Regions from separate parts of the Homo sapiens genome. Here region 1 is linked to region 2. A link is a loop called in an ENCODE intact Hi-C map of the cell type or tissue named here. Cell type or tissue: transverse colon. All regions are shown on one strand. Each heading gives the region's core, and the rest is flanking DNA. Links, peaks and the distances in the headings are about the cores only.

Region 1 (2,918 bases), core at 285-2,784, 400 kb after region 2:
ATCTACTTCATTTACTAACCTGAACAGATTCACCATCTACTTGAACCTGGCCAGCAATTTCCATCATGTCCAAGGCCAGGTGGCAGATGGATCGTGCATGGTGAATGCATGGCTCTGGTAAACCACTCACTGTCATATACTTGTCACCAACAGTCTCCACCTAACAGTACATATATTTAGATGTTCACGGTTAGCATAAAAAAGACTGTTTCATTTATTACCCTAACAAAAAACATATTTTTTCAAGTCTACCAGCAACTTTAAGCTTCCCTCCCCCTTTAATTCTCTTAAAATTCTAATATATTCAACTCCAACAAAATGAAACCTTGCAATTACTTATAATTTACACACATGATGGACACTTGGGGTCTTTGATGACGGGCAGGTACAGACATAGAATTATTTTTCCTTTAGTAAGCAATTAATTTCTCACCTCAGATAACTTTATAATTCAGAAGAATAATTTTTTACATTTCTACCTAAAACAGTGATGGCTTGACGGCATGGAGAGCCACCATTTCAAGTTCAGTGATTTATCACGGTCATTAATCATTTGTTTGTATGATGTGCTCACCACATGCTAGAGTGTACCTCAGAAAATGACTATAAAATAAATAGTCCTTGTGTAGTTATATTACCCCAGATATCTAGAGATGGTTTACTTAACATTCTTGCCTTTATGTAGCAATATTCCACTGACTTCTTTTTTCCAATATTATATTTATTTCTAAATGAAACAAAGGGCAAAAACGCCTTATAAATGTTTATCTTCTTCAAGTTGATGTTATCTAAACGCAAATCTGAGTCCTTCTCATGCTTCATGACTTCTTTACTGTACAAAGCATTTATATATCTCAGTAAAAATGTCTCTTGCAGAGGACTAAAATGAATGCTATGTTTATACTACATGTGATAAACAGCCTGTCCAGATTTGTTAGCCTAAGTGCAAATAAGATGGTGAACATTTCATTTTAACCAGGGAATCACCCACTTCATGAAACATTCATTGTGGTTACAAGGAAGAGACAGTTTTATAACAAGAGGCAATTATTTAAGAACATGGTAAAGAGTGAATACATGGAGGCTCACTGTACTCAAGGCTGCAGTGCTGGAGTCAGAGAGCTGTGATGACATGGCCTCTGGAGGGGAGTCTCAGAACGCCAGCCTCTGGATAGCTCTGCAGTCAGCGATAAAGAACACTTGCCTTATAAACAAATGGGTTTTTCCGGGAATCAGTCAGTGTGTCAAATCTGGTGTAGAGGTCGTTGAGGAGGTTGACGATCTTCATGGCTCCTTCTCCAGATGCATGCTTGCTACAGAAAGCATTGAAGCCCACAATGCCACTAAAGAGGATGGTCACATTGTCATATCTTTTGGCAGGCACTGGACGCTTGTGCCGCAGCTCATTGGCAACAGACGGAGGAAGGACAGAATACAGCAATCTGTTCAGTGGGATCAGCAGAAAGCCACTGTAAGAAATACTGGGAAAGCCTTTAGTGCTTCTGCTGTCCTTTTCACACAGCATCAGTGTCGTTTGTACTTTAAAGGCCTGGATTCTAGCAGGACATCCTCTAAAATTAGCATCAAATATTAGCTGTATTTATAAGCAAGGATTTACAGAAAACATAAATTATTTGTTCATCCTAATCACATAAGACATCCGCAAGCCCAAACTAGTTCAAACCAAATCAAAATAAGCCAAGCAAACAGACAAAACAAAAAGACTGGTAATAGAAAATCAAAGTTTTCATTTGTAGTCCTGTATTCTGACCCTGCTATTACGATAGTCACAGTATGAAGACTGTCATTACCAGCACCTAAAACATGGTATGAATAGCACAATAATGGAAACAGGTTTGCCTCTTAGAATAAGAAATATGTCTCTATTTTTGGTAAGTAATATTAAAAGAAGCAGAATTTCTCTCCAGTCTCATTCATGCCTCACTCCTCCATAGAAGAAACTGATAAAACCAGAGGAAGTTGGTCTAGAAAATAAATTATTGTATTTCTTTAGGTACAACTGAGACTACTATGGGATCATGCTAAGGGACAAATGTGAGCACACAGGAGGAGGATGACAGCTGGTGAATTTAGAGGGAAAGAAGCAGAAACTAGACCTATGGGCTCTGGATTGGAAGACTGAAGAGGAACAAATGAAGCCTTCCTGCCTTTTTCTTCCTGCCTTTTGCTCTAAAGCAAAAGGGCATATGTGGGAAGTTTAAATATGCAAAATGGAGCTGAGCTCTCAATGTTTTTCCTAGTCATAGTAGAATTTCTCCGGTCTTTCATTTTCAACTTTTAAACATTGAATGTTTTATGAAATATTAAAGCTATATTTGAATAGTAAGTATGAACAGTAAAACTACTTAGCTTTAAAGAAAATTAATAGTAAATGGTTTCTAATGACATCACCTTGAAACCCAAATATCTACAAAAACCAAATTCTAAATCTAATAATCTAAAAAATAATATAAGGATTTTTGAAGCACAGTAACTCGAAATGGTGCAAATAGTTCCTGAATGTGAAACCCACCTTGGGGAATCCAAACAAAGAAGTAGTTCTGTAATAAGTACTTATCAGCTACTCGTATTAAAGACAAGGCCGCTGTTTAACTCCCAGCAACTCCCAGTTTTGGACTCCTGGTCTAGGAAGAGAAGCTAATACTCTGCTTAAGCTGACAATTTAGGAAAAGAAGTGAATTAAGAGCTTTTTCAGTACAGAATATCTGCATATGTCATAATTTAAAGGCTATGTTATTTATAGTGCTGGTTATTTATCTATTTATCATGAATGTAGATATTAGCAAATTGAGTCACAATACAAAAAAAATGAAACCTAGATGATTTTCTAATACAAACAGCCAGAACAGAATATTGAGTAACTCAAACCTACAAACCCATGTGACTTTGAACGTTAG
Region 2 (2,918 bases), core at 151-2,650:
ATCCCAGGGTTTCTTGCCTTGGTGTACCGGAAGAATCCGATCACACATAGGCTTGGAGAATGAGCGCAAGGTTTTATTGAGTAGAAGTAGCTCTCCGCCGATGGGGCAGTCAGAAGGGAGATGGTTGTCCCCTGGAGTTGGGCCACTCGGGGGCATCCGGCTCTCTTCCGACTCTCTTCCGACTGCCCCCACCAAACTCCACCTCGTGCCACCGGTGGATGCCCTGCCAGTGTGCCAGCATCCGTCAGTGTCCTCTTCCACTGGCAGGCTCGCCAAGGCCAGCCACTTGTGTCTTCTTCCACCTAGGTGTTCCTCACGACATCAAGCTGCTTGTGTCTCTGCCTTGCTAGGGTCTTGGGCTTTTATAGGCCCAGGATGGGGGCGTGACGGGCCAGGGTGTTCTTGGGAAATGCAACATTTGGGTGCGAAGGCAGGAGTACCTGCCCTCAGCTAGGTCCGTGGGGGTGGAACCCTAGCCAGGGACCACGCCCTCCTCTACCCGGCACTTCCCTTCCCGTACTCTGTATCATTTAAGGGGACCAGGCTCTTCCCTTCCCAGCACTCCTGTATCAATACTATAATTCTATCTTTTCGTCGTGCAAGTTTGAAAGAAGAAAGCATAAAACATTTTGATTTAACTCCCGTGTTCTACTGGTTCTCTTGCTGATGGAAGTTAGATTTGCTTCTATTGGAACCTAAGTTCCCACAGGTAATACAGTACGCTTGAAGAAAAGTTTCCCACCAGATTAATTTATCAAAACTGAGTTATTCACAGTAATAAAGTTTTAAGGAAAAGGCTTAGGCATGTCGAATCCCACCTTAACACGAAGCTTGTCTTGCCAAACGACCCTTATGGAAACACAAAACCGCAAGCCTGAAACTTCTGTCAAAGCACTGTGAACCACAGTCGGCTTTTGGAGACCAGGGAATTTGAAAAGTCAGAATGACAGATTCATACCACCTGGTCAGTCCGATTATTTTTAAATCCAGCCCAGGATTATAATTAGTGATACATACAGCAGAGAGATTCTCTAAAGAGGCATAATGACCCAGGGGGGCCAGTGAATCAGTCCTGGGATTGAATCCTGCAGCTCTGTCACAGGCTAGATGGGATATTGTTATGACTTATGTCAATTTGGTTTTTCAGAATTATGTAGTTACTTTACAAAATACTATTAACTTTCAGTTAGTTAGAAGAGGGTGAGAATTTTTTTTTCTTTTTCTTTTGCCTATCGCAAGCTATCAGGTGGCATGTTACAATGAAAAAATCTCAGATCAAATCTAAGAGACATTAAATATTTATCATTAAGTAGGCAATAAAACATTCACTCTTCCTATTATATAAACTCAATGAAACCCTGGTCTCTGAACTTGTAGCTAGATATAACAGTACATTGCCTAAAATTTTTACCAAGATAGCTGCCAGTTTAGGCTAATGAAAGAACTTAGTTTTGTTTTGCTTTGCTTTTTTCCAAGAGTCCTAAGTGGCCAAAAGCAGAACGGAGAGTCCCAAGCGTCATTTTGAATCATAGATGTAATTAAGCTCATTCCATTCCTACACTCTACTCATGCAAGGCCAGCTGCGCTCCTGAAATGGGAAAAGTTCCCTATCCTCCTTGCAGGGCCGGTGGTGGGGGTGCGGCTTGCTTCTTTGGTGCCTGGCAGCTCAAACCTCTAGGGGGAACATGCAGACAGGCAGGTTGTGGTTGCGGGCTCCAACCAACCCCATGGCAGTGTCTAGGGGTGAATGTTTACAGTTCCTGAAGCCCCGGTGGGTGTCTGTTACAGTGTGTTCTTTTCGTTTTGCCATCTGTAGGCAGCTTGTGTTAATCTGTTCAAATAGATCATGGGCCTTACTGCAAGAACAGAGGGCTTTCTGTATCCCAGGGTTCTTGACTTGGTGTACCTGAAAAATTGGATCACGTGTGGCCTTGGATAATAAGTCCAAGGTTTCATAGAATGGTGGAAGTAGCTCTCAGCAGGTGGATGGGGAGCCAGAAGAAGCATGGAGTAAGAAGGTGGTTTTCCCCTGGGGTTGGGCTGCTCAGTGGCCAGATTCTCCTCCAATGGCCCCGGCCAAATTCCCCTTGGCGCCACGTCATTCGCCTGTCTGCTGGTGTCTGCTGGTGCCTGTTGGTGGCTCTTCTGCTCCTCTGCTCCTCTCCACGTCCAGCTGCCTGTGTGCTCTTCTGCTGGTGTGTTCCTCTTGACGTCCAGCCACTTGTGTCTGTGCCTGCTAGGGTCTTGGAGTTTTTAGACACACAGGATGTGGGAAGTGGCAGGCCAGGGTGGTCTTGGAAAATGCAACATTTGGGCATGAAAACAAGAGTGCCTGTCCTCACCTACATCCGTGGGCACAGGCCCAAGGGTGGAGCTGTCGCCAGGGACCCCACCATTCTCTTCTTAGCACTTCCCTGCCCCCTACCGTATTTCTCCCATGGTATTTCCAGCCCATTCCCCTATCTTAAACACCAACTTTTTCACCGATGAACCGTAACTTCTAGCATTTCTGTTATTTAACAACCATTCAATATTTTGGAAAGATAAAGACAGCTATAAATTAGAAACAGTCTATTCTGGAGCTTGGGCTTCTGTTTGTATGTTGCTGTTATTTTAGGGTTTTGTTCTTATTTTTTTCCAAATGTTAACTAAGCGAGTACTTTTTGAGTCACTCAGTGTGTATATTTCTGATTAGAATACTTAAAATATTAACTAATTGCTCCTATGATGTAAACTGAAATAAATACATATCTCTCTCTTATTTTGTTTGGGCTTTTTAACAAAATACCATGGACTGGGTGGTTATAAACAAGAGAGATTTCTCACAGTTGGAGGCCAGGAAGTCTAGGATGAAGGTTCTAGCTGACTTGGTGTCTGGTGAAGGCCCACTTCCTCATAGAGAGCTGTGTTCTTACTCA

Evidence for each region. Hi-C counts contacts between places; a loop is a spot of excess contacts. Peaks named below come from ENCODE experiments on the same cell type or tissue, not always from the same donor. Only the 100,000 strongest peaks of a DNase experiment are listed, where the experiment ranks them.
Region 1: a loop joins it to region 2, with 12 times the contacts of the local background. A loop is called at or near these places in 2 of 110 quality-filtered maps.

Annotation. Positions count from the first base shown.
Region 1 is chr4:155,800,866-155,803,783 of GRCh38, reverse strand. GUCY1B1 (guanylate cyclase 1 soluble subunit beta 1) reads right to left here. Exons shown (of 14, transcript NM_000857.5): 10 at 1,205-1,442; 11 at 20-160. Among named protein-coding and RNA genes, the nearest start is that of GUCY1B1, 43 kb to the right of the region's middle. In transverse colon, for the core only: no CTCF peak of the experiment used is centred there; no DNase peak of the experiment used is centred there; H3K27ac peaks cover 2,500 bases.
Region 2 is chr4:156,196,109-156,199,026 of GRCh38, reverse strand. No RefSeq gene overlaps it. Among named protein-coding and RNA genes, the nearest start is that of CTSO, 240 kb to the right of the region's middle. RefSeq lists a silencer at 2,893-2,918. In transverse colon, for the core only: no CTCF peak of the experiment used is centred there; no DNase peak of the experiment used is centred there.